2 separate regions of the Homo sapiens genome follow, and region 2 is linked to region 1. Evidence: chromatin loops called from intact Hi-C (ENCODE). Cell type or tissue: endothelial cell of umbilical vein. All regions are shown on one strand. Each heading gives the region's core, and the rest is flanking DNA. Links, peaks and the distances in the headings are about the cores only. Region 1 has its middle 230 kb from the start of DGKB. Region 2 has its middle 110 kb from the start of DGKB.

Region 1 (16,387 bases), core at 3,137-11,136:
CTTTGTTTTGTATACTAGACTGTAAGCCATATGAGATCTGAGAAGTTATTTTTTCAATGTATCCTAAGTGCCTAGTGTTGTACTTGGCATAGAGAAGGCCCTCAATAATATTTGCGAATGAAAAAAAAATGAACAAAAAACAAAGGGATGAATGAATCATGAATGAATACTTATATTCACACAGGACTTCAAAATTTACAATGCTCTCTAACATGTTACTATACTTGACTCTCATCACAGACTTTTGATAATGTATAAATAGCTACTCCTACTTTAAAATGAGTCTTCAAGACCTGCTAATCTCTTCTCTCTCCTAGTTAGAAACATGAACATAAGATAAATTAGAAATCATAAACTAAGTTTGAGCCTGGTCATTATGCTTCACTGAAAAAAGTGGTATTAAAAAAAAGAGAAATTAGCTATTATCAATTTCTGCTGAAGTAATTTAATTGACTCAGGTTTTAAATAAAATCATTGATGAGTTTATTTAGATCACATAAAAACTGACATGAGCAGCAGTAAAATGAAGTAATTTATTCCAGTAAAGTGAGCGTACGCTTTGCTGGGACAGGTTTCTTACTCAGATAACTTTTTGTAGCACTTCTATTCAATCTGTATCAGTACCATCTCAAATATTCTTATGACGTGTCTCGCATTAGTACCTTGTAGTACAGCCAGAGTGTTTTAAAAAGCTTGTGGTTTTTATGATATTTAGAATCAAGACCTGCAGTAGAGATGGCATAACTGATTAAAAGGCAGTCCCTCACAGCCATTGTTTCCCACATAGAGTTTCACTGTGTGCCTGCACTAAAAGGCAGGCAAAACAAAACAAAACAAAACCCCAAACCGACCAACCACCCAACCAGCAAACCTGTTAACAGAATTACTCTTTGTTTCATGATGGCTGACTGGTTTTTTCCCTACCTTGCCTTTCACCTGAGCCACTTATCTCTGTGGTAGCCATGGTGCCTCCTTGGTAATGTTCTTTTTGTATGATCCAATATGCGTGGCCAGATTTTTTCCATAGTCAGTTTGGATTGCCAGTTATCACGGCAATAGAATTTTCCAACAGTCTATGTTGTGTTGTTTTGGCCTAACATGAGCCAGGATACAAGAAGAGCCCATAAAGAAATTGGGGCAATTTACAGTTTTCAATCAGGTCACTGAACTTGAATCAGATAAAGCTTCTCCTGCTTAAATTTGCTGACATATTCTCCTGTTGAAAATATTAAATTTGCTGACATACTCTCCCAGTCTTCTGATCTTTAGAAGGAAGCTAGAGATGGTGTTGTCCTCCTCTCCAACTCTTTAGAATTCAAAAGATTTCTTTTCTTTATAACTAAAGATGGACATGTTTCAACATTGGAGTGTTTACCAGATTTTACATTTGATTCAGGGATAATATCAATTAACCACTTCTCAGGATGTTATGCAAATGCTAGGATTCTTGTAACTGGATTCAGAAATTCAGCAAGTGTTCCTGAAAATAGTGCCTCCCACAAAGGCTGAAGTCATGGAAGCACTTAAGTTATAAAACTGAACAAGATACAGTGGAGCTGCTGCTAACTAGAACATAGTCTAATGGCTGAACATAGAGGGGGGACACAGAAATCAGTCACAAAAGAGAGTTTGGTAAATTTTATAACAAATTTATGAAATAATGTGAACATATAAAAAAAGGGAAGGTTAAAACAGTATTTTTGGAATGGGATGCCTTCAGAAAAGAAATGACAGTTGAGCTAGGAACCACCTACTGGGAGTATTTTTCATCGCATCCAAAACCAAGATACCTGTATGTGCAAGCTCTTGTCTGTTTTATAACCCATGCAAACAGTATTATGCAGTTTGTTCACTTTGAGAAGATATTTGATAGCTGCTTCTCCAGTTGAAATGTTGAACATTTAATCAGAAGGCAAGAGTTTGCCCTCAGAGCACAGAGGCTGGAATTGTGACTTCCTTCTTCCCTCTTCTGTGCCCTACTCACAGAATGACCAGTGAGGTTTGCAGTCTGCAGTTTGTGGCTAGAAGTGCAGTGGAGGTAGGCTTCTACTCAGACTACTACCAAGAGCCCCATAGCTTAATGCTAAGATGTGACTGATTTTGATATAAAAATCATAGAGTAATAACTTTTTAAATAACTTCCAACTTTTTGAAGTATGCCTCTGCCTCATCTACAGAATGCTTTAGCTATTATTACTCTCTTCCTGTGGCAATCCTCTCTATTTTTTTAAACACTCTTGCAATAGTGTTTATGCTTACCAGGTGTCTTCTGTTTCTCTTCCAGACAATACGTATATATGACCATCAGCTTAGAAAAAAGAGGCCTTAAGTAAACTAGCCAATCGATTGGTCCTTAAAGAATCAAGAAAGAAGATTCAACAATAGTTACATAAAAATTAGAAGGTGTTCTATCTCAAAAGGAGCAGATCCTAGAACAAGCAAAAATTAAATAGACATGGGTATGAATCCTAGCTCTGTCATCTATATGAGTTTAGACAAATTATTTAGTCTCTGTGAATCTCAATTTTCTTATGTAATAGAGAAATATCTCCTACATTTAAAAATCATTGTAAGCGTTAAAGAAAATATCTGTAAGTCACCAAATACAGCACCTGGTACTTAACAGGTACTTAATAGTATATTAATTAGTAATGAATGCTATTCAAATGCTAGGATTGCTTGTAACTAGCTTCAGGCATTTGGTGAAGTACCACAGTCTACTCCAAAATGAGCTAGGAGCTAGGCACACAGAAGCCTCCTTCAGATGAGACACACATAGCATAATAGAAACTACACTCAGTTTGAAATGAGAAGACTTGGGTTCTGATTTAGACATTACCACCTACTAGCTGTATATTTTCATAAAAAATACTTAAACTCTTTAAGTCTGTTTTTTATATAAAGCCAATGCTAACATTATCTTAGTAACATTTTAAATATAAATGAGGTGTTTGTATAATGGAGCCTACACTGTGAAGTTAAAAAATATGCAAGAAATGTAATCACATCCAAATTTATATGAATCATAGAGCATGATTATTGGCTAAAAACTATTAAGTTATTGTAGTTGCCCCTTACTGTGCTCTATTACTGCCTGTAATCATGGGAAATAAAGAATGTGTACTCCTGATAGTTACCTATGAAATAAAGTTCAAGTGATCAAATCCAAAAGTGAAAAATAAACTTGCGGACTAAGCTCTGATTTTTTTATAATCTTGCCCCAATTCCTGTCTAAGGGTCTGGGGAGTCATGCCCTACAAACCATAAATTCTCATCAGAAAGGTTTTATTTAACCGTGGATATTGTGACTTACTTTTCAATCTGACTCTGGCATACCAAGGAAGAAAATCAAAATATTTTACCCCAAAGCACGTTTCTCTGACATATCTTGAAATAACCCTGCAAAGCTGTCCCTTGTGGGAAAAATCCACATTCTATAGAGAATCCTCTTTCCCCTTGTTTTCCTTCCTTCCTTTTCAGATCCAAGGAATAATCAACTAAGAGCCAGGCACCCTTTTAGGTCTGATAAGAAACATTTTACAACCTGCTGTCTCTGAAGTCTGCTATCTGAGAGCTTCCTCTGCACAACAACACTTGGCCTCCACAATCCTTTATCTTAACCCAAACATTTCCTTTCTATTGATCCCAGGTCTTCAGATAAACTCAGCTAATTGTCAACCAGAAAATGTGTAAATTTACTTACAGCCTGGAAGCCCCCTCACCAGCTTTGAGTTGTCCCATCTTTCTGAACCAAACCAATGTATTTCTTAGATGTATTTGATTGATGTCTCATGCCTCCCTAAAATATATTAAACCAAGCCGTACCCTGACCACCTCGGGCACATGTTCTCAGGACCTCCTGAGGGCTGTGTCACAGGCCATGGTCACTCATATTTGGCTCAGAATTAATCTCTAAAATATTTTACAGAGTTTGACTCTTTTCATCAACAAACACATATAAATAAATGATTTTAAGACTCATTGTTGCCAAGGTATTCTTTTTATAATATGGCACCATTGTTGCCTTTTGTGTTGAAATAACAAAAATTTTCTCAACCTTAGAACTTAACGAGTAATACGTAAATAAATCTTCAGAAAAAAATTATCTAGTATATGTTGACAGTTCTCCAAGATCTTTTGACATTGAGAGCAAGCTTATTAAATTCACTCTAATAGAAGATACCAAGGGAAATACGTTCCAAATTAATGACTGTCTCCTTTCAAAGATCAGGTAATAATACTTCACTTAGCTAGTCTAGATAAAGAAGTCTAAATCATCCCATAACAAAATTCATAGATTAAAATTGAGGGATTACTGTAGAATTATTGCTAAGAATAGCTTTTCTAAAATTATCTGCAACTGGATTTTATATTTCTATTTAAGCAATATTCTTAAGTCAATATTTTAATGAAATCACATGTTCATTGTTCTATAAAGGCTTTTAAATATTTTATTCTGTGGTTGTAAATTTAACTTCTAATTATTTTTTGAGTTTTGGAAATGTAGTAAAAATAGCTTTTTTTAGAATCCATCTGATTTCATGTTTATTTCCCATATCTTCAGGAATTTACGGTGTTTTCTTCACCCCTTTCTCCATTAGTGACATGTTTGTTCCCTCCCTCCTTCAATTCCTGCCATCCATATTCATATAATTTCCCTAGTTCTGAGCCATTGCTTGTAGTTTGGATATACAACCACAAGGTTCATATTGAATTTTGTGTTTATTTCCTCCTCTCTGTTTAGAGCATCAGTCCTGCCTTTCTTGCCCTGAACCCTGCCAGTGCCACCCAAGTTTGCCTCTTGTTACTAGTGCTTCCTACTCTGGCAGACACCTTCAGAGGAGAAAACAGGTGGCACCAATCCAAACGAGTGTGATAATAGACGTGCTTGGTTTCCCAGGTAGACAAAGAAGCAGCAGCTGTGGTTATATCTCCATACAGCTGGAGAGAAGAAAGAAAGAAAAGGAAGAGATGAATTTAATGAAATTGAACAAACTCTTCAATTTCCCAAAGTCACCAGTACAATAGAAGATATGCTGGGTGAATTACTTTTCTAAAACAAATTTTAATTTATTTTTTTATTAGTAGTCACTTATCAGTGCCTATAAAACTGTTGTTTATATGCTTGCTATGGACTTTGTGATAATTCATTTGAATGCGTAATTTGTCTTAGTTCTTTACATAAAGCTTAGCTCTCTAATTGAAGACAAGATTATTTCTTATTGTTTATAAATAATTTTGGAATCAGTGATACTCAACTAAAATATATATAAAGTAAAAGTATATAAGTATATATATCTGTATGTGTATGTGCATATGTAGAAAAAAGAAAGTTACCCATTACATCTAATCTATGCCCCAGAAATAATCATTTGAAACAGTTTAAAATGTACCTTAAAACCAAGTGTAATCTAAAATCTTATGAATATGCTTTAAGAACATTAGCATGTAGTAGAAATAGACAATCAGCACTTAAATTAGCATGAGGAAAGCCTGTTTATTAAGAGCTTGCTGTAGCTAGGGAGTCAGCCAATGTCACTTTGCTATAGCTAGGGAGTCAGCCAATGTCGCTCACATTTGGCAGATACTCAAAGGCAGTCAGGGTTGTCAAGAGCTTTATAGTGAAAAAAGGAAAGGCTTCAGGTTTCTCCTAATTGGAGGCTGTTTGAATGCGGGTGGTGGTGGGCTTACTAGAAGTGGGGCATCCTATGTGATTAGTTGGGAAGCATGTTTGGCTTTCACTGGTTGATCCTGAGTTGTGGGCAGGTAAGAGAGGGGGAAAGGACAGGTGAGCTGAAGTCTTGGACCAAGTCAATCATCAAAGTATGATTGCTACATAAGTGTGGTTTGACTTCTGAAATTAGTTGCTGCAGAAGTTGTTGCTCGGTTTCCAGGGCTGGTTGCTACAGGGTTGTAGGTTAGTGTTCTCTTTTACTTATAGTGCCTGGCCATTGTTCAGTTGTATATCCAGCTTCTCAGTTAACACATAAATCCATTTTATTTCTACCATGTAGTTTACCAAATTATTTCAGAGAACATGTATAGGAAATCAGAAATGAATAAAATATAGGAAGATAATTCTATGTGTTTCACATCACATTTAAAGAATCTTTTTTGTGTGAAAAATAAGGAAAGGCAACTCATTCTGACCAATTTAGTATTTCCCATTGTTGTGACTTATAATCACAGAAAAATAATCAGTGTTAGAAAGGTAAAGTCCATATTACTAAAGAGTCACTTAAAAATATATTCTTTAAAGACAACAGCTCTCCTAGGAATACAAACAAAGTATTAGTGGCCCACCACCTGGGGCCAGGATGAAGTATTTTCCCTTAGGGGTAGAGAATTTCATATCCATCCAATTGCATTATGGGTGGTTTTGCCCTGCTTTGGAAGCATCTGGTGGAGACTGCTTCCCAAACAGGATATTGAACAAGAGTTCTGTTCTGGTATGACAATAACCACAGGCAGATCCTGCAAATATTCATTTAGTGATAGGGCCTGCTTAACTCAATACAGCCTTGTTGTCACTTGTCAGGTAAATCAAAGGCACATAGTGTGTATTAAATGCCTGATATTATCTAAGTGTATCAGCCATGCTCGAGTAATCCCAAGGGTTTAATTTAAAGAGAGAATTAGAAAGCCTGTATTGTATAAGAGTTGGGGGTCTAGGACATATGTTCCAGAAATAGGAAATTGCAAAGTGCTACATGCGATTCCTCCCCCTTTGCAATTTTAATATCTTAGTTTATTGGGCATATGAATCAAACTAGAAATATAGTTTTATTTTATTATAGTTAGCATAAAATATATTTAAAATTGCTCTCTGTCCACCCAGCTTTGTTTAGAGTAATGATTTTCAAATTATTATGATAATTATATTTCAGAACTCTTAATATTTATTTTCCTTTTTTTCTTTCATGTTTCAAAGTGTCATGTCTTTTAATCTCTCACTTACCCCACCTTTTTTTTTCTGACAATAGTCAAATTCTATTTTTATTATTTTTGTTATTGTTTTGCTTTTTTCTCTCCTAGAACTAAAAATAATTTTCCAGAACAAGACATTTTCTTGAATGTTAATAGCGTATTTTCAACATCTTTCTCCACTCCTCACTCTCCACTCAGGCCCCCTAAAAATGATAAGCCCTGGAAATTGTTTAAAACATTGTTCTATTACGATATTTCACAAAAAGGTTCTCTAATTGCTATAAAATGTGGCAAAGAATACTACAGCACAAGAAGTGGACAAGGAAAGGAACGATTGAAAATAGGGGAACAGATTAGGATATTAATAGTTAAATTATGTTAGCTATATAATTGTTAGAATTAATACACTTTGCTATTGGTTTTATAGTGAAGAATATTTTGTGTTTGTTAAAATATTGCTTAAAGGAATACAGAAGTGAGAAAATACAGTGTTGAAATGATGACATCACTTTAATCTCAGTGATATGTCTGGCATTTATGTGTGTGCTATGTATATATACAAAGATATTTATCAGGAGTGAGTAATACATGAGCAATGCTTTTCATTTTTTTCTTGAGCATTCCATCTGCTCTATTGTTTGAAATAATTAACTTCCTTTAACATAGAACCTTGGCTTATGAAAAAGAATTTTAAAAGATCAGAATAATTTATTAAGCTTCAAAAACTTTTGAGCTTCTAATTGCCAATAGCTATATCATTCTGTTTCAAATTTTTGCTTGTATTTCTGTGTGTGTGTGTGTGTGCATGAAACCACTTATGTAAAACAGGAGGCAACTTTGGAAACATATATCAGAAGGAGGCGTTCTTTTCATAGCCTCATAGGAGTCTCGGTTTAAACAATGATTTCATCAACATACAGAATCTTGTTGATCTGTAGAACAGTTTTCATCATTGACGAATAAAGCAGTATTTTAGGAAGGGCATAAAGTTGCTGAATTATTTGCAAAGTGGAGTTAGAGCTCCATAACTTAAAATATAACAGGATGTAATGCTAGTCATCCCTTGGACTCCAGAACTGGTTTAAATTATATTAACTCCTGGGCAGCACAGCTCCAACTTACAAACCTCAGTGCTTTTTCTCCCTCTCCTTATCTCCATTCCAATAAGGCATAAACAAATGAGTTGACTCTTGTTAGTGACAGGGAAATAATGGCGTGGACACCCCAAAGATAAGTTGAAATCATTTCTGCCTAGACTATGGCACAAGTTGTGGATGAAGATTACATAAATTGTTTGACTACTTAGCAGAATTTGTTTTTATCCTGCATTTTTCAGTGTTCCACAAATAGTACATGATATATTCAAAACAGGGCAGTTGGAGGCTAGTTCATTAAAGGGGCAATTTATAAATGTAGGGATAAGATGTAGAGAAAGACCTAGTAACAGAAAAGCTGTTATCACACTTAGGCTTAAAAAGCCAAAGAAATTAACACACACACACACACACACACACACACACACAAACAAGGTAGGAGTAATTCCTGGCACACATGGAAGCCAAAAGGAGACAGCTGGGTAGAGCAAGCTGCCATGAGAACAACTGCAATCCTGAGTTGAGGAAATGCAACCAGCCCAAGGCAACCCCACAGAGAAGGATCTAGAGTGATAAAAATTCTGAATCCACTCTCCTGTCTGCCTCCAAGCTCCTGCTGGACTCACAATTGTCCAAATCTTATCAGAAAGCGGGGAATTAGAACACTTGTAGCTGCATGCATACAGGCCAGCCTTCTGAGGCAGAGAGGAGTGGAGATGGGTGCATAAGGGATTTGAAGAGCCACACAGAAGATACCATGCAGCACTGGAATTATTACCTGGAGGACATCAAATGAAAATTACAAGAAGACAACTCTGGTGTTCGCTGATATTAGAGGAGTATAAAAAGTGTTGACTTTATTTAGGCATTCATGAATTCATTCAACAACTTATTGTTAGCATTTAAATGAAATACTTCAATATTTCAGGCACTACTCTCAGAGTTGGGATTCAGTTTTTATGAAGCTGATGGTGTGGGAAGACAAATACTAATCAAATGATATCAGCTAATAGTGCTATAAGGACAACAGAAAAATCTGATGTGACTTAGGGTTGCAAGTTTCCTTTTAGGTACAATTGTCAGTGAAGGTGTCTCTGAGGGGATGACACTAACTCCTGGGCAGCACAGCTCCAACTTACAAACCTCAGTGCTTTTTCTCCCTCTCCTTATCTCCATTCCAATAAGGCATAAACAAATGAGTTGACTCTTGTTAGTGACAGGGAAATAATGGCCTGGAAGGTGATACAAGCAAAGTGGATTTAACAACATGGAGGCAACTTGTGACATCAATTTAAAAATCTTGGGAAAGTGATCGTGGCTGAAGATCAACTGGGGTGAGCTGAAAATAGAATGTGAATCAAGGCAGTGAAGACTGTACTCAGATTTTAAGGAGGGAAAATTAAACCATAGATAAATGACAAAGACAATGTGAAGTCAAGGAAGGTTTTTCCCTTATTTGTTTTCATTTTACAACAGGGAGTTATTACAGCTTATTTGTCTGTTAAGAATGATCTGATTCAGGGACATGTGAAGAATTCAGGAGAAAAAGCTCACAATTACAAGTGCTAAGTCTTCAGAAAGGCAAGAGGGATGCAAGAGGGGAGCACGGTTATAATGGTCAACCTTTGACAGAACCATTTCACTATGAAAACAACTGAGAAGGGCAAGAATATGAGTCTAGATATGGTAAGCAATTACATTTACTGGGAAATTGAGCATTTCTTGTAACTTACTCCATTTTATCTATAAAGCTGTGTCAAATTAGCTATTTAGCTTTTTGAGAAGGTTTGAGGAGGGAAGAATAAATGTGACATAATCCTGTATGAGAGTGGGAAAGAGTATGCTAGGAAATGATTGACAAGCAGTGCAATAACCTATTTAGGAATTGCAGGCATAACTTCAGGACAGTAACTGTTCCTTTTGTGTAAGTGTCTGTAGCAATATCCAGCTACTCAGGTAAAGACAAAATGAAAGTGGACAATTGTTTTCAACAACTGAACAGGTGGAGACAATAAAGGAAGATGGCAAAAGTGCTGAAATGGTTTCAGTTGAGTAGTTATTGTACGGATCATGGACTCTAAGGAAGTAGGGAGGGAAGACAACAGGGAAGAGATAGAATGGAGAGAGAATACCATTAGCTGGAGGCTAAAATCATCAGTGAAAAAGGGATAAGGACCAAGAGGCAAGTCAGTGGCATCAATAAAAATAGGTAAGTAATAAATTCAAAGATATATGAGTCAAAGGAGCTAGGATTTTTTTTTGAAGTATAAAAGTGGACTTAAACAATTGAAGCTACGCAGAGGATGGTGATATATAGGAAAAGTGACATCATCAAGCCTATAATCCCAAAAACTAAATTAGTAACTGTTTTGCCTTTGTTACACCAGAATCCAACATTACCACAACCCAGGTGAGAGTTGGAGGTGAGAACGTCCAGCAGTGACACAAGTCAGCTGTTCTGCCAGCCAAGTGTTCACTCACACAGCTCACCAACACTTCAAATGCCGTGGATCTGAAACTGAACACCTCATCTTTGCCTCCAAACTGGCTTCTTTTCCCAAATATACTGTTTCTGACAATTGTTCCAGTTCTTAAGCACATAAACTTTTGCACACCTTTCTGTTATGGTCCCTATATCATAAATACCATCGAGAGTTTGAGAACACAATTTCTTAACTTTCATTTTAGGTTCGGAGGTACGTGTGCAGGTTTGTTACATGGGTAGACTGCATGTCACAGGGGTTTGATGTACAGATTATTTTTTCACCCAGATAATAAGTGTAGTACCTAATAGGTATTTTATTTTCTTTTTTCTTTTCTGAGACAGGTCTGGCTCTCTCACCCAGGCTGGAGTACAGTGGCATGATTTTGGCTCACTGCAACCTCCACCTACTGAGCTCAAGTGATCCTCCCACTTTAGCCTCCTGAGTAGCTGGGACCACAGGTGTGCACCATGCACCACCATGCCTGGCTAATTTTTGTAATTTTTTTTTGTAGAAATGGGTTTTCACCATGTTGTCCAGGCTGGTCTCAAACTCCTGAGCGTATGCAATACGTCACAATAGATTGTTTTCAACCCTCACTCTCCTCCCACCCTCCACCCTCAAGTAGGCCCTGGTGTTGGTTGTTCCCTTCCTTTTGCCCATGTGCACCCAAAGTTTAGCTCCCACTTAAAAGGCAGAACATGTGGAATTTGGTTTTCTCTTCCTTAATTAGTTGGCTTAGGATATTGACTGCCAGCTCCATCCATGTTGCTCCAAAGTACATGATCTCTTTCTTTTTTATGGCTATGTAGTATCCCATGGTTATATGTACCACATTTTCTTTATCTGGTCTACCTTTGATGGGCATTTACGTTGACTCCACGCCTTTGCTGTTGTGAACAGTGGAGTTGGGGTTTTTGAGGAAGGAAGGGGAAGAAAGCAGTTTGATAGTGAAATTGGGGAACATAAAAGATTTTCTGTAAAACACTTCACATACACGTAACTGAGAGCTAATGGCAATTTAACTAGGGAATTAAATCTAATAAAGTCAACAGTGGAAACTTTTAGTTTACACACGAATGACGTTCACATATTTTCAGTGAATATATCACTCCATGGTAACTCTCCTTATTTCAAGATTACAGATATTAAAAAAACTAAATTACTATCCATCTGATTCCAGGAATAAATTATTTGTAGATAAGTAAATTTTAAATTAGATATATAATATATATAACACATATAATATATAATTTCAAGTATATGCATATAAGTGGAGAACAATAACATAGCTAATCAAAATTTATTTATATGAGTTTGTGTGTGTGTGTGTGTGTGTGTGTGTGTCTGCGTGTGTGTGGCATATACGTGTGCCTATAGTTTTTTCTACCAATCTGATAGCTAAGAGAATTTTTAGCATGATAACAAAGACTCATTCTGAAAATGGAACCCGGGAAGCTATCGAAGCTGATCAGAATCTTTGAACTGCCTCTCTGTTCAAGGTATCCACCACCCTCTAAATGTGGAGAACATCACCTCTCAAATTAGCATCCAGTGACTTCTCTTCATGACTGTAACATCTGCCATGATAAATGAAACAGCCATATATTTTGACTTTATGAGTTTGTCTTCAATGTTTGGAAACAGGCTAGCTTAGAAAATGAATGAAAAGGGTTGTTTTAAATCAAAAACTGCATATTTAAATCACATAATACTGCTGTAAAATCTGTAGTTTTATAAATATTCATTAATATAGTAGTATATCAAATAATAAAAACTTAGGATAAGAAGGAATTATATCTGATACCAAAGTCCTATTCCTCAGAGGACTCTTAAATGTTTCTGTTTTAATTTCTTCTGGTATTCATCTTCATATTTCAAGATAATCTGCTTATTCCTCTATTTCTTAATATGTCAACTTTAGACAATATTCCAACTTTAAACAAATGCATTAATATTCCCATAGGAAAGATGAGGACTTTTTTTTTCCTTTTACTTTCCCTTCTTCCAGCTGTCTTTCTTCAAATACTTGCTACTTATTATTTTAAATGTTCATTTTTAAATTTTGTATTTTTTAGTCATGTAATGAAACAACTATGTTTTTCTCAACATTTAATATTATATTTTTTCTTTTCTTTTTTTTTTTTTTTTGGTTTTTTGTTTTTTGAGACGGAGTTTTGCTCTTGTTGCCCAGGCTGGAGTGCAATGGTGTGATCTCAGTTTACTGCAACCTCTGCCTCCTGGGTTCAAGCGATTCTCCTGCCTCAGCCTCCCTAGTAGCTGGGATTACAGGCATGTGCCACCACGCCAGGCTAAATTAGTATTTTTAGTAGAGACAGGGTTTCTCCATGTTGGTCAGGCTGGTTTTGAACTCCTGACCTCAGGTGATCTGCTTGCCTCGGCCTCCCAAAGTGCTGGGATTACAGGCATGAGCCACCGCGCCTGGCCTAGTATCATATCTTGATGTGTCACATTGTAAAAAAGGGCTACAAGCTCCCTTACCCTTTCTTGCACCTTTCCTCCCTGCTTTTTATCTCCTAATTACTGTCAGCTGCACTATTCCATTTATATAATCAAGGTATTTACACCCACATTCCTTTCTGCAGTTGAGTCATCATTGCTTTAGCATTGGTTGACTCTAACATCTGTATTTTTTTTTTAAAAGGAGCATTTACATTATTACTAAGATTCCATTCTTCACTAATAGTGTGTTGGTATTATGCTCCTTCTCCATTGGGTCCAAAATCTCAGTCTCTGGAGCACTTGAAAATTGAAGTTTTCTGCATGAAGGAAAAATAACGTGTTTTCTTACAGTTCATAAATTGTTTTATGCCACATTTTTTTTTGCTGTATACGGCAGCAATTAATTCCTAATAGGACCGCCTTTATTGTTGTGTGATGTGTATGTGTGTGTGTGTGTGCACGCGTGCGTATTTAAGAGTCTCTTGGTTTTATTTTCTTCCACTACCTATCTCTTGTCAAGTTTTCCCCCTCCAGAATCCTCCTGTGGGATGGTTTACCTTCTAGATGTGCTATACAGGTGTTCCACAGAGGTTTCCCTACACTGAAATTCTAGCCTAAAGACTGTTCTCTAGGTTCCATGACTTCTTCTCCCTTAGTTTAATTCTTTGGCTTGCCAAATCCTATTTTCATAAGATGCCAATAAGATATTCCAGAGATGTAAGATTCTCTGGTTTTGCATGTCTGAGAATGATTTATTTGTTTACATTCCGCAGTTGGTTGTGAATTTTCTGGTTATAGAAGCCTAGGTTCAAAATTATTTTATCTTAGAATTTGAAAGCCTTCTTCTACAGCCTTCAAGTATTCATGGTTTCTGATATTTCTTACACATTTGTCGGTAACTTGTATCTCTAGAAAGCTTTGCATATTCTTTTCATCAATGCAGTTCAGAAACTTCTGAATGATGTCTACTGGAACGATTACTTTTTTATACGTTTTCCTCAGAAACTCCTGGATACTTTTTATCTGATAATGTATTTTCTTCAGTCATGAAGATTTCTCTTTGATTTTTATTTGTTATTTTTCCCTGTCCATAATTCTTTGATTTCTGTTATTCAAATTGTTAACAGTTTAGTGTTGTACTTTCAGTACTGTAGAGAATTTTGAAGAATAAATTGTTCCTCAGGGATTTGGGGAAAGTTTTAGGGGAAGGAGGGCTTGATAGGAATCCTGAAACAGATGGCAAAGGTTGTGATGCAGTGCTGGTCGAGGTGGACATGTACAATCAAGTGCAGACCAGCATACAAACCAAAGATGGAAGATAATGGATGGGTTGATTTTTTTCATGAAAGAGTTTTATAGCAGAAGATTAGTAGGAATGATGATTCACAAGAACTATTATGATCATGTTGAGGAGGTCCTTGAGTTCAAGCCCCAGAACAAATGTCACCATAGGTAAGGGAATGTCAGTGAATGTTTTTAAGCTAGGGAGTGAAATGACTAAAAGTACATTTAAAAGAGCAGAATCATAGGTTAAGGAGGAGAGAGAGGGTGGAGATGAGGAAACAGGCAATGAAACAATGTAGAAGGCTTTAACTGAAACAAGTGCTCTCCTTGCTTTATTGTTTGCTGAGAACGGCAGTCTCCTCATCACTTCTGAGTCTACAACACTCTCTGGCCCTTTGCTTAAGCCATATCCTGGCCCTCAAAGGCTATTATCCTCGCTTTCCCCCCAAATGATACTGTACACCAACTTCAAATCTACCTCAGCTCTCATGTTCCTCCATTCACTGTCTCACCAGCCCCCCAAAAAGTTAGAATTGCTCTCCCCTCTTGGATGACATTTCCTCTTTTTAGTACATCTATTATTGGTACCTTTAGCTTGCATAACTGTTACTTATTCTGAACCCGTTCCTTTCCAAAGTCCTGGAGACAGAGCACTTTGTTTTATTCTCTTATGTTCAGAAAAACTTCGTGCAATTGAAGTTAGAAAGTAATGGCGAGGTACATTTTGTATACGTCTCACGACTTTACTCTCTCCTGGATGATTTAAGTAGAGTTAAGCACAAAGCATGTAATGTAATTAGATTCCACTGTGCCACTTGGACAGGCTAAATCATAATCCCGACATCCTAAATATTGTTTGTATTCTCAGACAATGATCTGCTGAATCAGTATTCATCAAGTTTAGTGATATAAAATAAGACTTCAATTATCTATGTGAGAAAAATATCCTGCCCAAAAATACATAAAATAACCTGAAAGCGTTTACAACTATCTGCATTTCTAGGCAATACATTGCAGCACATACAATCAAGAGTCAATTAAGCTGAGAGAAGCAGAATAAACCGTTTTCTAAACACCAATGTTTCAATACTTACCCGTTCACAAATAATGTACAGCCTGAGACGGTAACATAATGAGGTCGATCAATAGAAAATTAAATCTTTTTGAATGAAGACAAAATGCCCATGGAGCCTTTACATAATAAAATAAATGTAATGTAAGGCCTGAGTCTATAAATAAAATTCTCAAAAAATTGTAAATTGACTTTTTCATTCAGTTCTTAACAATGTTATTGGGTAGTGTTTGACACATCATAAACATTATGTGTATTTATATACATTACATATATCACATTAGTAACTTATAAAGCTTAATAATAAAATAAATATCCTCCCTGAACTAACCACCCAAATTAAGATCTAGAGCATTCCTGACACCTAAATTTCTATCTGTGTCTTCCTATCTGCTCTTCTTCCTACTCTCAACCAATTAACCACTTTCTGGAATTTTAATTTATCACCCACTTGCCATGTTATTATTCTTATCACATAAAATATGTAACTCCAGGTAACATATACTTCTAACTTTGTTTCTGAGTTCTCTAAAACGGTATTATGGTGTACACTGTTATCTTTGACTTGCTTTATCCACTCCCAATTATTTCTACGTTTCATCCACATTTGGTATATGTAGTTGTTCATTCATTTTTCACTGCTTATATAGTATTCTCCTGAAAATGGGGCTTTTAATTGATTCTGATGTTGTATTCTTTCTTTAACTTTTATCTTAGGTTCCAGGGGACATGTGCAGGTTCGTTATACAGGTAAACTCATGTCATGGAGGTTTGTTGTACAGATTATTTTGTCTCCCAGGTACTAAGCCTGGCGTTCATTAGTTATTTGTCCTACTTCTCTCCCTCCTCCCACTCTCCACCCTTAAGTAGGCCCCCGTGCCTGTAGTTCCCTTTTTTGTGTTCATGAGTTCTCATCATTTAGCTCTCAATTTTTTATTCTTGGTAGTGACATTATAGATTTTTTTTTCTCCTGATGGCCAGGTATTAGAGTTGTTTAGGGGCAAGGAGTTGGTACATATTGAAATAGAATTGCTGGGTCATTTGGTATATGCATGATTAATCTT
Region 2 (16,387 bases), core at 4,926-12,925, 110 kb before region 1:
GTGTTGCAATGAACGTATTCATGCCCATGTCTTTATAACAGAATGACTTCTATTCTTTTGGGTGTATACCCAGTAATGAGATTTCTGGGTCAAATGGTAGCTCTGTGTTTAGGTCTTTCAGGAATCACTACATTGGGTTTATTTATGTTTTTTAAAAAATATACATTGCCCCTAATAGAAATATAGCAGTGTTCTGGATATAACTTCTGGTTTATTTCTTTTAAACTTAATTTTCATAGTAGCCCAATTTCTGCAAATACAAATCTGAACTATCAGACAAGGGCGTTTTTGAATAGCAATGACTAATGCTAATTTGGAGGACTAAATAAAATGTTCAGTCTACTGGTTTTTAAAAACTATAACTAAAACTGAATTCAAAGACCTTTCAAATTTCTTTGTCCTTATTAAATTATGATTTTTATCATCTAGAAAAGAAAAAGCCAGTGTCCTGCATTCTTGATATGATCAGAATTTGATCAAGGATGTAATAGAGGAAAAAGAGGAAAGCATTATAAGGATTTTTGAGACAGATAGGAAAAATATTTTAATAAAATGATGGCAAAATAATGAGAACAGGCATAGATTTTTCAATTTCCTGTTACAGTGTGTGCAGTTTCAAAATATTATTAATTAGAAAGGAGACCAATGCCAAGGTCCAGAGGCCAACTCTGAGATTTTATATTTGCATGCATCTGTTTTATCAGGTGGAGCTCTTCAGAGCAACACCAGGAAGAGAGTGAAGAATACAGAATTGGGCAGAGAGAGAAGGTGAAGAGCGATAGAGTTGAAACAGGACTTAGCTGATCTGCAGGGGGAGCTCTGGAGTTGGTATGGCCCTTCAGAATTTTCCTAGATTGAGTCAAGAGGGCTTAGCCTTTATAGTCTTCCACTCCTGGACCAGTGCAGAGAGATCACTCCTTTCTGCGGAAAGCAGTTATTGGGGAAGGACGCTGCTGTGAGCCAGGCATCACTCCCAGCACCTGGGGAAACTAGGGCTTTGGTTCTAAAGGAGCGAATTCACTACAGCGAATTGACACATTTATTTACCGTTGTGTTTTTAGGACATGATATCTGTTGAGCTTCTATTTGACCTTTGAAAATGTAAGCAAAGTTAAATATTAATTTAAGATTTATTTAGAAAAGGAGTTTGAATGAGTCTGTATTATTAAACTTAATATTAAGACTTTCTTTAATTACTCATCCCTTTCGTGCATGTAGTTTTTACCTCACTTTTCTGATCTGTATTTACTTTTTGGAATATTAAACTAGGTTTATGTGGGGGTGAAATCAATGTCTTCAGTAATGGGTTCCTCATGCCTTTATTCTTTCACTATATTTTATTGGGTTCCTACTTATTATTTTGTCAATGGCATAACAGTTTAGTTCTAATTTTGTTCTTTTCCTTACTCAAAATTGGTGGGAAGCTGCATGAGACAAGTGGTGTACCAAGTGCAGCATAGCTATTAAATTTTCTCCATAGACCATTCTATTGCTATTGCATAGAGGAAGGGAACAGCTTCAGGGGAATTTATGTGGGACACAAATCACATGCTAATATATGATTGCAAGTGCATTTAGTTTACAAAAGAAACTGTTACAACTTGAATCGTTTATTTAAATGGTGATATAATATAAAACAATCATTTATGTTTGTAGGATTTAAAAGAAATTTTCTTTATTCAATTTCTGAATATCACATAAATGTTGATTTTTTTAAGTCTATTTCCTGCTCCAGTCCTTGGGTCCACAAAGACTATGTCTAGAACTTCATCAAGCAAACATGAAAATTAAATAAGTGATTTGTAAAATGTGGATCACAGGATTAGGCACAAAATGAGAGGGTCTTGCTCTGTTGCCCAGGCTTCAGTGCAGTTGCAGGATCATAGCTCACTGTAGCTTTGAACTTCTGGGCTCACACAATCCTCCTGCCTCAGCTTCCTGAGTTTCCCAGATTATTTTATAGTAAGAAATGCTAGTTAATAATATACATCACCACACTTAGATTTTTTTTTTCTTTTTCCAAGCATTAGTTTCTGTGATATCATCTTGGAGTCTTACAACATTTATGACAAATGCTAAGTGAATAACGATAAAATGTTACCCTGCAAATATTTAGGTATATATTTTAAAATATTTAACATCTTCTTAGCAAGGCTCTAGAACTAGGACATTCTTGGAGACATAGAGAGTAAAATATGAGGCTGACATTTGGCTGAAAATGATGGCTTGTTCTGCTTGAGATGAGTGATAGGCACTTAGTATATAACCTATGCTTCATTCCAGACAGGGCATTGCCATTATTTATATTTTGCTCATTGGAGTCTTTAAATTGATTGTGAAAGGTTAAAAGACCATTTTAACTTATCTGTAGGGATATACTTTTGGTTGGTGCTGTTCATTTTCCATTCTCTACTGAGATTCTAAATTCTCTCAGTGGGTACCTTATCTTATTATCTCATTGAGTCTAACAAATCCTGGAGAGTTAATCAATAGTACCTGTGGGATATTTTTTACACCTTTAGTAAATCTCTGAAGGGTGATATGATACTAGAGATGAGAAAAATGTTCTCTTAGGTCATGTGTATGTGCTATTTGGGTGCACAAAACTCTCATTTTAAAATGAATTATACTTGCTCGTCTTTTTTTAGATCAGCAGAGGTAAACATATTTTCTGTCACACTGTTTTGAGTGTGCTATTCTGATCTAAGTTAAAAAAATAGAAATGCATTGATACATTTTTAGGACTTATCTGGTATATTCAATAAATGAAGTGATGTGATAAAATTTAAGTTATTTAAATGCTATTTGTATTTTTATTCTTTTTAATGGGTGTGTATTATAGGTCTACAATAAATTTAGTTGTTATGGTTTTAAATAAAAATTAGTGTTTCACTTTTGCATAATATGATATGCTTTTAGAGTTTAGAATAATAGGCTATTTCATATTACTGCAGATTTAACCTTGAGAGGCACCCATTCCTAGGCTCCATTTCATGTATGAGGCCTCAGCTCAGACAAGTTAAGCAATTTGCTTGAGTCCACAGTACGTGACAGAGCTAGAGCTTAAACTTCTGATTCTAAAAACAATTTCTTCACTCCGAATCATTGTACCTGTATTTATTGAAACAAACAAGTACGCTTTTTTGTTCTAGTTGAAAAATCCTTCATCTATGAAAAGCTATTAAAAATTCCAGCTTACTTATCAGTGCCAGGCAGCACTACTAAGAGTTAAAAACTAAAAAAATTGCAAGCAATATTTAATAATTGAAGTTAAACATATGAGGCAGCAACGTTTGTTTAAGAATTATATCTCTAAATACTCAATATTGCGCCCTAGTTTCTTCTAAGTTATTCCATTTCACATGTAAAAGATAAACATGAATAAACTAAAAGTAAAGTTCTATAGGCCGAGGAACTATTTTTATAGCTCTGTCTCCAAGAAGCAAAGTAGTGCCTAGCACATAATAGGCTCTTTACATGTCTACTGAGTGAATGAAATAATTAACAGCTTTTGAACAGTCAACCTATGAGAATAATTTATACAAGAATCTCAGTTTCCCACAAAATTTGTAATAAGACCCTTTGAGAGGACTTTTTTGAAATGACTATTTGAATGGCTTTATTTTGAATGACTATTTGAAATGACTCATTGAAGGGTGATTTGGGCCATAGAATAAAGGCTTCATGCTCAACAAATTTAAATCATGGATTAATTTAAAAATAAATGTTATTGAAATAAATGGATGGATAATGCAGACTTGGGAATCTGTCAACAATCAACTTATTTGGTATGATATTTTCTGTAACTTTTACTGAGGCATACCTTTGGTTTTAATTGACGTTTCTTAAATGGTTTATAACCAAGCTACAAAGACCAATAGAAGACTCTTCTCTTGAGGGAAGGAAACGTTGCAATTCATTCAAACTTACAAAAATATACTATCTCACTTGATATTATCTTACTCGTAAACAATTATTTCCGATGCTCAAATATTTGGACCTTTAGAAATATCTATGATTTATATACTAATAATACCTTAAAATAATTCTGCCTTCATTTCTGAATTAAAATCGTTCCCAAACACATTTAGAAAGTCGTTTTGACCATCTTTCGTGTGACATTTTTACAATTATTCTCAATTACATTTGAAGAGTGAGCTGTTGGCTCTATCAGATAATAGACACAAAGAATCATAGAATGTTGAATCTGAAACGAACCTCAGATAATCTGGTGAAGGCACTTTACTTTTATAAAAGAAACAGAATGAGATCCAGAAAGATGACGTGGCTTGGCCCAAGGTGAGAAAGTGAGCTACTAACAGAGTCAGGATTGGAGGCAAGTGCTCAACCCATTTTGCCCTGGAGGACCCAATCACTATAGAAATATGACCCATAAAAAGGGTATTTTTTTCTCTTTTTCTTCTACCCATCTTAGATTCAGTGGCTGGTGCCCTAAAAATTTAGACTGACAAAAGCCAGGCCTCTTGACAACCTTGTTTCATTTTGCTGTGGCTCTTATAGGCAAAGTCTGTCCCCCAAGCCTCACTGGTCTCTTTCCTGTTACTGGGAGGCACCAGCATCCCCACACTGTGGGGCCTGTATGCGTTGTTTCTACTCCCTGGAATGCTCTTCTCACAACTACATTTGCATGGGTCACTCCCCCACCTCTTTCAAGACTTTTCTCAAATGCTATTTCGCAGTGTCATTGTTTTTGACTACCGTGTTTAAAATTGCCCACTTCCCAGTCCCCTCTGCTCCTTTCTCAGCTTTTTTTTTTTTTTTTCCCCATAGGGCTTATAACCTTTCAATGTACTAAACGATTTCCTTGTTTATTTTGTTTTTCAGTGTTTCTTTCCCCACTAACCTAACTAAAACATAAGCACCATGGACATGGACTTCTGTTTTGTTTGCTGATGTATCCCTAGTGCCTGGAACTAAGCCTGATTATATGCTAGATGTTCATATAAAATCTGTTGAATGAGCAAATGGATCCTCCAAGGAGAAAATTGGGACAGAAATATCCACTTGAGAAAGAGCAGATGGATCTCGAAGCCCCAACTCCTAGCCCCAGATTCTTTTTTCTCTTGTGGATCTACTAAGCACAGCTGCCATGACATTGAAGGTTCCAGGTTATGCCACTTTCCGCTTACCTTTCTGGCTCAGGTGTGCCACAGGCCTTTCCTGTAAGGCTCACAGCTAAATGAAAAAAGGTTGTCCAGATATCATTCAAGGTTCAAGGTTAACAGATCAGAGTTACAGCAGAGGAGATAATTTGTAATTAACTTCCTAGGTTGTCTCTGAAACATGCTCACTGGCCCTTGCCCAGACAACATTGGCTGACATTCATCTACTTCCTTGCTAATGGAACTGCTTTGGTTCCAGAGATGTGGCTATTATCTCAGGATAAGGCAGGGATGGACCTTAATTATTCTATTCCAGTCACAGTACTGGCATTCTCCTTGCCAATGACTGATTCAGAAATAGGAACATGATGCGGGCCCATGAGAGGTGAGAGGCAAGTCAATTGAAGCAGCTGCCAGGAGGGTTCCCAGGCTTTTCAAAAGTGTACAAGGAGGTCGCACTCTCCTCCCCACACACCGCCCCCTGCTCCTGCTTTGGAACATTGGATGTTTTGTTTGAGGATGCGACTCTTGGAAGTGCAAGGCCATATTGTGTTCATAAGGGGACAAAGCCAGGGGACAAAGCCAAGGATCTAAGCCAACGTTGTGAGGATGGCAGAAGGGAACGCCAGCGAGAAACTCTGTCCTTGATTACATTGTTGTTCACTCATTCATTCCACCCTTGAATCGGCTTATTGCCAAGCTCCTTACAATGTGAAATAATACATTTTCTTAATCATTTGAGACATTTTGAGTTGAAGTTTTCTTTTAGGTGAAGCCAAAATCATTCTCATGGACAGAAAACCCTCTAGCTCTACCCCATTTGGCTACCATTTTCTAATAAGTCGAGATATTATTCCCTTAGTCATGTTAATATTCACTGAAAATGCCAGCTAAAAAGATGGATTCCCAAGCGTGTGTGTGGGAGGGTCCCTTCCAGATTCAAACTTTCCTCTCCTACAATCTGTTCTCAGGAAGTTGCCAAACCCTGTGGCACCAACCAAGCAGCTGGGGCATACAACCAAATTCCCTGTCTGCACAGAAGGTCCCACTTACTTTTTTTTTTTTTTTTTTCCTGGGTGTTTAACACGTTGTTTTTGGTGTTTAACAAGTGGTAGCCTGAACATAGCTGAAGGAAAGTTTCCGATTCCTGGAGTCTGGAAGCAGGTATCCTACCCAGGAAAGCGATATGGGTCCCTTTTGGACTAATAGCTGTTTACTTCTCAAGTCCAGAGTCTGCATTGAGGACAGCAGGTTTTTCTTTGAGTTATATAAGCCATTTAAACCTCACATTCAAGGGCACCATATAAAATGAAACAGGAGTCTTCGATATATAATTTTTCCTCATAAAATAGCCTCTAGAGGAAAAAGCAGCTGAAAAATTTGAGGGGCCTGATTTGTGGCTGCGTCATCCACGTGAACTTGTCCTTATGGAAAGGCTTTGCGTTTATGTGAAGTGTGCTGCAAAGTCTCCCAGCATTTCTAAATCTCTGCATGTGCTATACATATATGACTAATTTGGAAAACTACATTTAAGTCCTAGGTAGTGGGGAGGCTAAAGCAACTCCATCTTGGATGTTAATCTGCCATGCTGACTTCTTCTTATTTTTTAATATTTTAGAGATTGGGTCTCCCTGTGTTGTCCAGGCTAGTCTCAAACTCCTGGGCTTAAGTGATCCTCCCACCTCGGCCTCCCAAGATGCTGGGATTACAGGCGTCAGCCACCTTGCCCTGCCTCACCATGTTGACTTCTGATTAACCTCAGTTCCAGGAATGCCTCTAAGATTTCTATTCTATCCCTTGTTCCTCGTGCAACAGCATGTACTACTTATTGTAATTCCTGCCCTTAGGTCAAAACAACTTTGACGTTAGTGTATGTACCATAAATTTAGCCCTTAAGCAATTGCTGTACATATCCCTTTCCCTATAGTATATAAGCCCTGAGTCTCGGGGATAGTGAGGCAGATCGTCGTATCTCACCGCTGCCCAAGTCTATGGCTGCTATTCATAAGTCTCTATTAAATGTTTATTTCTCATAAACTAGACTTGTCATTCTCTTTTTCCAGCCTCTCAGCTTCCTTTAACTTTGGGACCTGCTTACCACAGAACAAATAGAAAATGCAAATAATTAAGAGAGTACAAATCAGGGTGTAGCTGCATTAAGGATCTCATCCCCACAATATTTCATAAATAAACCATGCCTTTGGTATAAGTATTTTAACTTCTGGTTGGATCTTTTTAAATAGTGTCAATACTCTAGGGAAGGCACAATATTTCATAAATAAACCATGCCTTTGGTATAAGTATTTTTACTCCTGGTTGGATCTTTTTAACTAGTGCCAATACTCTAGAGAAGGCATTATGAAACTAAAGTATTATCTGAATGAGTTTATCAGGTCTTTCCTTCCTCATCAAAAAGAAGACAGTATCTAAAATCAGGGTGGTGGTGGGTGTGGGTGAAATGAGGTCCTAAAGGGAAGTGGGCACATGGGAAGAGAGATGCCTATTACTAGATCATTTTTCACATGTGGAAACTGAGGCTCAGATTGCAGCCTACCAAGCCTAAGGGGTCAAGCCTGGATGTGAGCTCACTTCTAGCTGACTCCAAAATCCATAAGATTATTCAGGACACCAAAGTCACATTGACATGAGGGTTTATTATGTTTAATGTTATCAAGCTGCCTACCTTTCCTCTGTAATTTCTCTCTTAAAGGAATATACAACTAATATAATGTCATGAGCAAATTGTAATATAATTTTTAATATGAGAGGCATTATGACATGGTGGTTTATACTGCTAAGAAATATTGGACAAATTATCTGTTTTTCAGCTCCCTTCTCTGGAAAAACAAATGGGATAAAAATACTTATTTCCTTTTTTTTTTTTTTTTTTTGCGACTCAAATAAGTGCTTAAATACTTCCTGGCATTCAGAAAACATTCAATAAAGGTTTCTGTAGTTATTGGAGTTATTTGCTTCATTCATATTCTATAACTTTTTTTCCCAACTGATCATAATATCTTTATTTTTAAAGGCATTTTATTTTAATTTTTGGATTAGTTTTGTGTTTTTAAAAAGCATCATGTGTTTGTTTAAAATGATAAAAAACAAAACTATTTAAATAAAAATTAAAGTACCCACTTTTGCCTTCAACAGCACCTCTCACTCAGATATTACTACTGCCCATATACAAATATACATATTATATAGATATATTCAACATTAAATATTAATATAATAAATTATATATATATTAGTGCTTTTCATTTCTTTTCTGGCTACTAGTGGCTCTGAAAATTAACTTGAAACATTGTTTCTCTGACAAAAAACTAGCTGAAATGACACACCAAAGTGTAGAATATGTACACTTAGAGCACAGAGTGAAGTGCCTCAGTGTACATCTATCCATTTGCAAACTGGATAGATGACAAGATAGGCATTTTTCAAACCAGCTGATGGTCACAAATAGTAATAAAATATTCCCAAACTGGCATGGGTTATATTCCAAAAACAGTGTAAACCAGCAAAAAATAAAAATTGCAACTGCAAAACCTAGGTCAACCCTCTCCTCACCTTTCCTTCACTCCTCCATCTTCCCCATTCTCCACCCACACACATGTTAATCCAGGTGCGACCTACTTAAAATTAACTCCAAGGGCAAAGTCAGTGAGTGAGAAGGGCGGGGAGCCTGGAGTTGCTGGAATGGAGGAGGTGGGAAAGGAGGAGGCTGCCTGGGTTGCCTTGGCAATACAAAGGAGAATGTCAAGGGGGAGGGATTTATGCGCTGATGCTAATTGCATTTGTTAATTACATTCTATTGTGCTGACCTGCCTGCTTCCCCGGTTTATCTTTCTGAGTCAATAAGCAGTTCCAAAAGCTTCCCTTAGCAGTGTGTCCCTCCTCATCTAATTTTATCCCTCTATCAGCTTCAGGCTCAGTTACCAGAGTGCTACCTTTGGCAAGGAACCGGGGAAGGCTGTGCTGAAACTGAGTGTGCGAGGTTTTAAAAATCCTGTAGAAAAATATATCCCTGTTGGAGCTTGCTGGAATATTGCTTTGCTGTTCAACCACAGCATGGATTTACAACCAAAGAAAGCTGCTGAAAAACCAGAGAAAATAAATCTGAAAGAAACTTCCCACAGTGAAAAGCAGGCTGCAAATGATTCACCAGGAAGAAAAATAAATAAATAAATACTGAGCAGTTTCGTCTGGTATCTAGCGTACCTTTGGTTGGAAAGGTGCCTGTACACAGGGCCTTGAGCTTTATTTTCTTGCCCCCCCTAGTGGGAGTTCTATTTAATTACAACAAGAGTCCCAGCTTCTGTGCACATCCGAATAAATACAATGATACCTACTGTAAATAATGCTGTCTTATAATCTCTCATCACTGACATGAAGTATTAGCTTACAGCACTGTTGCATGTGATAAAAATCAGCAAAGACATTGCGACGCATGTAGTTGTAATTGCTATGTGGATACTTTCTTAAATCTTACTATAATTTTAAGTATTTAAAAGTAATACATAGAAATTCTGTGCTAAAGTAAGTTGTTCACAGCAATGCTTTTTGTTTCCAGTTATATTCATTCTTCCCTTTGGTTCCTCTTTACAAACAAAGTCTAAGAAATGGTAAAGTCTTTCTTCAGTCTATGCTTTCCTTAACGATTTTTATTCTCCTTGAATTAAACAATTGCTCTCAGGGTGGTTCTGTATCTATTAATTTTCCTAAGAATAAGACTTTGATTTTACCAAAAAAAAAAAAAAAAAAAAAAAAACCTTTTGCATTTTAACAAAAAACCTCTTCTGAAGTTTCACCTGGTGTTTCTACATTTCTCAAGCACTGACTCATTTCATTGCTCAGAGCTCAAATTGGCTCCTTGAAGGCAATAAAAGGCAGGTCAGGCTGTCTCTAGGCTGTTCAGTGTCTATCATCCTGTTTTGCATTTGCTCATAAAGTGTGGCAGATTTATCCGGGTGGAAAATTTTTTCAATGGAAAAGTTTAGTCACTGTGCACATTGAAAGAACGTTTCCTGCAGAAATACAGACTCCTCATCATTCCTAGTCCTTAGGCTCACACTAGTGTTTTCTCCATTTATATGCATATGAAATTCCTTGGAATCATCAGTGGTGGTATGGGAAAAAGGAGAAAGAAAGAGGTTTTGGCTGGGATCCCTGATGATTTTGATGGATTTGCTATATCTGTACCCTAGGCCCCTTGCCACATCTGTGATGCAAAAACCACACTAATTGTTTTGCCTTTGTACAGTGTCACAACACACAGCAATGCCAGGTGGATCATCATGCTTGAATTGCAAAACATTTCCCATTAGACCTGAACACAGATCTGAAACTGCCTGGCTGCCATGTCTGTTTCCTTACTGAAATTTGGAGGTGTGGGAATCCTCAGTTGTGTTCCAAGTCCAGAAAACAGTTGAGAATTGTTCTCTAGATATGTATGTGTCTAAGGGATGTAAAAAGACTCTCCTTGGAGAGAGATCTGTTTTTGAACCACGTCTAAGCCTCAATTATCAGAAGGGTAGAGTAATTATGAGAAAAGCATGGAACAGTCTCTAGACTTGTATCTCATTCAGGGCCTCATGGATTTATGCCTCAATTTAAAAAAAGGTAGCCATGAATTTAAATAACATGAATAAATTATCAAACTCTTCTCTAAAAAATCTTCAGAACACTGGAATACAAGGTGTTATTATTTCATGAGGTATAATTCAGGAGAAAGGAAGGAGCCCTCCCTCTTTTTCTGTATGTTACTCAACAGAGTGAGTCTACACAAAATGTTTCACCCAACACTTCCAGAGCAGCAGTGGCATGGAGGTTGGCAGAGATTGGTGATGTTATTAAAGGGTAACAAATGGAAGTCTGTCTTGTTGAGAGTTTGGAAGACAGTGGCACGGTATCTACACATGACTGCTGGTGACAAATATTAAGAAAGCAATGGGTCAAAGAGGAGGAGACAAAACAGCCGACTTCATGATGGCTGATGAAAATGGCTCATGATCACACATGCAAATCCCTCAAGACCTCCAAAAAATAATGGAAGATAACTTTTCAGAGAATGAATATCCTGTATTAGTAAGTGAGGATAACAGCCGGTGTCATACAAATTGATTTGTGTTAATGTTAATTAATTGTACCGTGGGAGAACAGGAATGACAGATTCATGAGTTCTAAATTTGCATTTGCCTCTTGTCTGCAAACACATAATGGATACTTATTGTGATGGTTAATATTGAGTATCAACCTGATTGGACGAAAGGATGCAAAGTATTGTTCCTGGGTGTGTCTGAGGGTATTGCCAAAGGACATAACATTTGAGTCAGTGGACTGGGAAAGGCAGACTCACCCTCAATCTGGGCGGGCACAATCTGATTAGCTGCTAGTGCAGCTGTAATAAAAGCAGGCATAAGAATATAGAAGTAGTAGACTGGATGAGTCTTCTGGCCTCCATCTTCTACCAGGTTAGATGCTTCCTGCCATCAAATATCAGACTGCAAGTTCTTCAACTTTTGGACTCTTGGACTTACACCAGTGATTTGCCAGGGGCTCTCGGGCTTTAGGCCACAGACTTAAGACTTCACTGTCAGCTTCCCTACTTTTGAGGTTTTGGGAGTCGGACTGGCATCCTGGCTCCTCGGTGTCCAGACAGCCTATTGTGGTACTTCACCTTGTGACTGTGTGAGTCAATTCTCCTAATAAACTCCTCTTCATATATTGATCTATCCTATTAGTTCTGTCCCTTTAGAGAAACCTGACTAATACACTTATTTAGTCTCAATTCTGCTCTAGAAAGTTTGTAAGAAGCTGATAAGGTTGCAGTAAATTTGACAGACTTGGTCCTTAAGGATGGTAAACAAATGCTGCTATCAATAAGATAGGTTAATTATAAATTGGATAGAGATACAAATTTAAGGTACATAAAAACACATTTTGGAGGAAACCTACGCAAGACTCAGGAGGTGGGATGGAAGTCAGGCAGGGAAAGCTTCACTGACAAAATAACTTTCAGTTGAGATTTGATGGGATAACAGAATGAGGAAGACTTAGCTAAAAGGAGCGTGAGTTAAGAGATCACTAAAGGCAGAAGAAACAACATCTATGAAGACACTGAGTGAGGGAGTTACATGACTCATTCAAAAGAGAGCAGAAGGATGGTGCTGACTGACATGATGAATGTAGGCAGGTCCAGATAACATAGAACATGCTATAAATTTAAAACTCATTGCAAAATAGTGAGGTGCTCATGCTAAGTGTGTTTCCATAGATATTCAAACCATTTATTCTTGCAAATATTTATTCTGAAAGTACCACGTGCCAGGCTAGATACTATGGCTACTATAGCAAACAAGACAGAAAGATGAGATCTCTGCCTTCATAGAGTTTACACTGCAAAGGGCTGGGCTGGGAAGAGTTAATGCTGGTAAAGAAAGAAATAAAGCTGTAATATAAATACAATGTAAATATTAATTTTATCAATATTCATTAATAGAATAATGAAATAAATAGGGCGATGTTACAGAGAGAAACGGAGTGGAGGGGGTTACTTTAGATAGGATGGTCAGGAAATGCCTCGCTGCGGAAACGTTTGAGCTGAGACATGAAATAGAGCAGGAGCCAGTCACCAGGAGAGAAGCGAACACCATGATCCTGAGAGGTACAACAGCTTGACTTCTTCAATAGCAGAAGGAAGGCTTATGTGGCTCAAGAATAGTGAATGGTGGTAATAGTGAGTTACTAAGAAGTGGGCCATAGAGAAAATTATGGCATTTATTTCAACAGCAATGGAAGTCACTGATATATGGAGGAAAAATGTTGTTGCTGTTGTTTTTCTTACTATTGTCAAATATTTCTCCACTGCTGACAGAGTGTAGATCAAAAAGGAGAAAGAATCAAAGCAGAGAGACCAATCTAAAGGTTATTGTATTAATCTAGGAGTATAAAATTATAGCAAAGATTAGTGGTAGTGAAGACAGGGAAACATAGATGCATTCTAGCTATCTTTTGAGTATTAGAAGTGACATAAGTTGTTGGTGGATTGAGTTATGGGTAAGAATAGAAAAAAGTTACAATTAAGTGATTATTAAGTTGATAATGGAACCATTTCCTGAGATAGGAAAAATTAAGGAAAATAGTAAAATCTCTGATTTAGATATATTAAGCATGATCAGTTTTAGATATTTGGTGAAAATTTAGGAGCAGTTGAATGTGAATCTGGAGCTCAAGAGGAGGATAAGAGTCTAGAGTCATGAACAGATTTATAAACTAGTTGTCCGTGGGGAAAATCTGGCTCATAGATATGTCCCACTGGGCTATATAATATGTTGCTGTGTTTTTAATTTTTAAATAGTCATCAACTTTTATAAATCAGGAGAATTCATATTAAAATGAGATCTGATACTAATATAGCAGCTCTGCATTTTCACATGACCTCAAGTCACCTGGAGCTCAGTGAGGCCTGTGCCTCTTCCATAGGGCTTATATCCTTGCACTTGTTGTATTCACCACACTTCATTGTCTCCTCCACAATGAGGCTGAGTATCAGCTACTATAGATGAAATTTTTTTATAGTAGAGAAATATTTGTTTACTCATGTCGCAAGAGGGTAAACAAATAGGAGAAAAATAGGGAAAAATAGATGAAGCCTGAAGGCCCAATTTCTCTTGTGTCCAACCTGTATCATAGACATAAGTGAGAAGAGGGCTCATAATACAGTTTAAGATCCTGATGCTTATAAATGGTGTGACTCTTCCTGGGGTCTACTTCACTGTGATGAATAACCAAATCCTTTTTTTTTTTAAGTATTATGTATTTTACAGAGTCTCTCTCTGTTATCCTTGCTAGAGTGCAGTGGTGGCATCATATTCCACTGCAGCCTTGAACTCCTGGGCTCGAGCCATCCTCCTACCTTAACCTCCCAAGTAGCTGAGAGTATAGGTGCACACCATCATGCCCCGCTAATTTTTTTTATTTGCTATTTTTTGTAGAGATGGTATCTCACTATCTTGTCCAGACTGTTCTTGAACTCCTGGCCTCAAGGAATCCTCCCACCTCAGCCTCTCAAAGTACTCGGAATACAGGTGTGAGTCACCGTGCCTGGCCAAATCCTTTTAGAAAGGGAGCAAGCAGAGAATGAGAGGAGAAAGTCAGAGGAACAGATGCCAAGAAGATGATACAAAGGATAGGGGATGAAAAGTGATATTGAGATTACTCCAGAATAGATGGAAAATAATGAGGTTAAAAACAAACAAACACAGAAAGCAAACTGTCCCTCAACATCGAGTTCACAATATTGAAGAATGACCACAGTAGGATTTTTCCATGGTAACTAAGCTCCCTATAGAGGTCATGCTATTATGGCTCTAAACTCACGGCAATTTTAGAAAAACAAGTCTTCTGTTTTCTGACTTCATGAAGGAATGTGGTGGTCTAGTTAATCAACTATTCTAAGGAATAGTGGTGATATAAGTCCCATTGATATACCACATATACCTCAAATGTATTTTCACACTTCAAACTTATGGACAGCATGACTGCTCTCATGCAGAGATGGTAGTTGCCTTCATGACTTGGCCAAAATAAAGTGTAAATATTCTATCTTTCAGTATCAGACAAACAAAATTTCAGCATCTGAGAGTAATTATACAACTATCAATCTTCAGTGTAACAAGAGTGCAATTTTCAAGTGAATAGATATTTCCAGACCCTTGAACCCACATAGTCCTTATGACTGTTTTTGACCAATAGAAAGACTCCAGTGGAGATGATGCTACGAATTCTGGAAAGAACAACCCTTAACTGAGCTCGACTGCTCCTCTCTTTTGAAACCACATAAGAAGAGTGACTACTCTGAGATCACCATGCTGTGAGAAGCCACATAGAGAAGGCATAAAGGATGTGAAGCCAGGTAGAGAGAGAAAGAGAACCTAAGGGGCCCTGGGACACCACACATTGAGTCCAGAAGCGTATTAAAGCTGGAGCCTTTGGTCCCAGCTGTCTTAGCTGACACCACAAGTGTAATCTGAGTCACACCCTCCAGCAGAGACTTTCCAAATTCTTGATGCACAAAATTGTGCAAAAAGATTTAAGCCGCTAATTTGGGGGTAGTTTGTTGTTATGTGGCAATTGATAACCAAAACACTATGCAACGGGGTTGTTTTGAAAACAAACCAAAATAAAGTGTATGAAACACTACATGTTTGCTACCTCATATATCCTTCATAAATTATGCTAAACAATTAGCAGTTATTTGCATAATCCACTCACTACAAGTTTACAAAGGACTTTTTAAAAATGAATCCTCAAAATTCCTCTCTGAGGCAAAAGTATTACCTTCACTTTAAAAATGAGTAGTGAGAATCAGAGAAGCTAAATGACGGGCCCAGAATACTACATGGGTGTGCCAGAAATAACACCTGGTCTTCTAATTCTAAGCCAGATGCCTATGCACAGCTGTGATCTAGAAAAAGTAATTTTCTCATTTCAGCATTGATTAGACCATGGAACTATCCACACTAGGAGAAAAACAGCTAATGGTATCTCTTTCCTTTTTCACAGTATCCGACTTTACATTGTAGAGAAAGCATTTCTAGGAAACATTTCTGTGATCAATATGGGACAATCCTAAAGTGACATCCATTTCCACAATAAATAGAAGGCAAACTAAGGACAATTTCTTCTTTGGAGTAGAAGACTTTGGGGCATAAGAAATATGATTTAAACTGGGTTAAGTTTATAAATAAGACCAGCTATAAATTATAATAAGAGTAAATGGATTTATAAACATGTATATATTGACATGGGTATCTGTACCTATGTCAGTTTTCGAGAGCAAATTACACTTTTTCTCATTGAGCATGTACTAAATTGCAGAGTTCATCTGATTCCAAAACTGCCTTGGAAAACTGGTTTACCTGTTATTTGAGATTCAAATACTAGCGGGGCAGGCAAAGGCAGTCCCCAGCTAGACCCATCCCCTGAGGATAGTCAAATGCCCAGTCATCAGTGACAGCTGCTAATATTTTGTATAGTGGTGACTTGTGTGATACTGTCATTACTGAATAATAATAGTAACTATTTCACAGCTTTCCTCCAGTTTCACACCATTTCCCCCAACAAGCTGAGTGACATCAGCATTAAAGCCTGGCATAACCCATACTATTCATCAATGAACTTGTGCTTCTTTCTAGACAGGAAAGGCACCAAGAAAGAATCATGCAGAAATATACATATATATTCATTAAATATAAAAACTT

The links. Peaks named below come from ENCODE experiments on the same cell type or tissue, not always from the same donor. Only the 100,000 strongest peaks of a DNase experiment are listed, where the experiment ranks them.
Region 2: it touches region 1 in a loop (4-fold over the local background); 3 of 110 quality-filtered maps call a loop at or near these places.

Annotation. Positions count from the first base shown.
Region 1 is chr7:15,123,341-15,139,727 of GRCh38, forward strand. It overlaps a transcript of AGMO not described here. Among named protein-coding and RNA genes, the nearest start is that of DGKB, 230 kb to the left of the region's middle. In endothelial cell of umbilical vein, for the core only: no CTCF peak of the experiment used is centred there; DNase peaks (open chromatin) are centred at 3,511 and 7,541; H3K27ac peaks cover 2,722 bases.
Region 2 is chr7:15,006,874-15,023,260 of GRCh38, forward strand. No RefSeq gene overlaps it. Among named protein-coding and RNA genes, the nearest start is that of DGKB, 110 kb to the left of the region's middle. In endothelial cell of umbilical vein, for the core only: a CTCF peak has its summit at 9,403 (motif pointing left); DNase peaks (open chromatin) are centred at 9,298 and 10,108.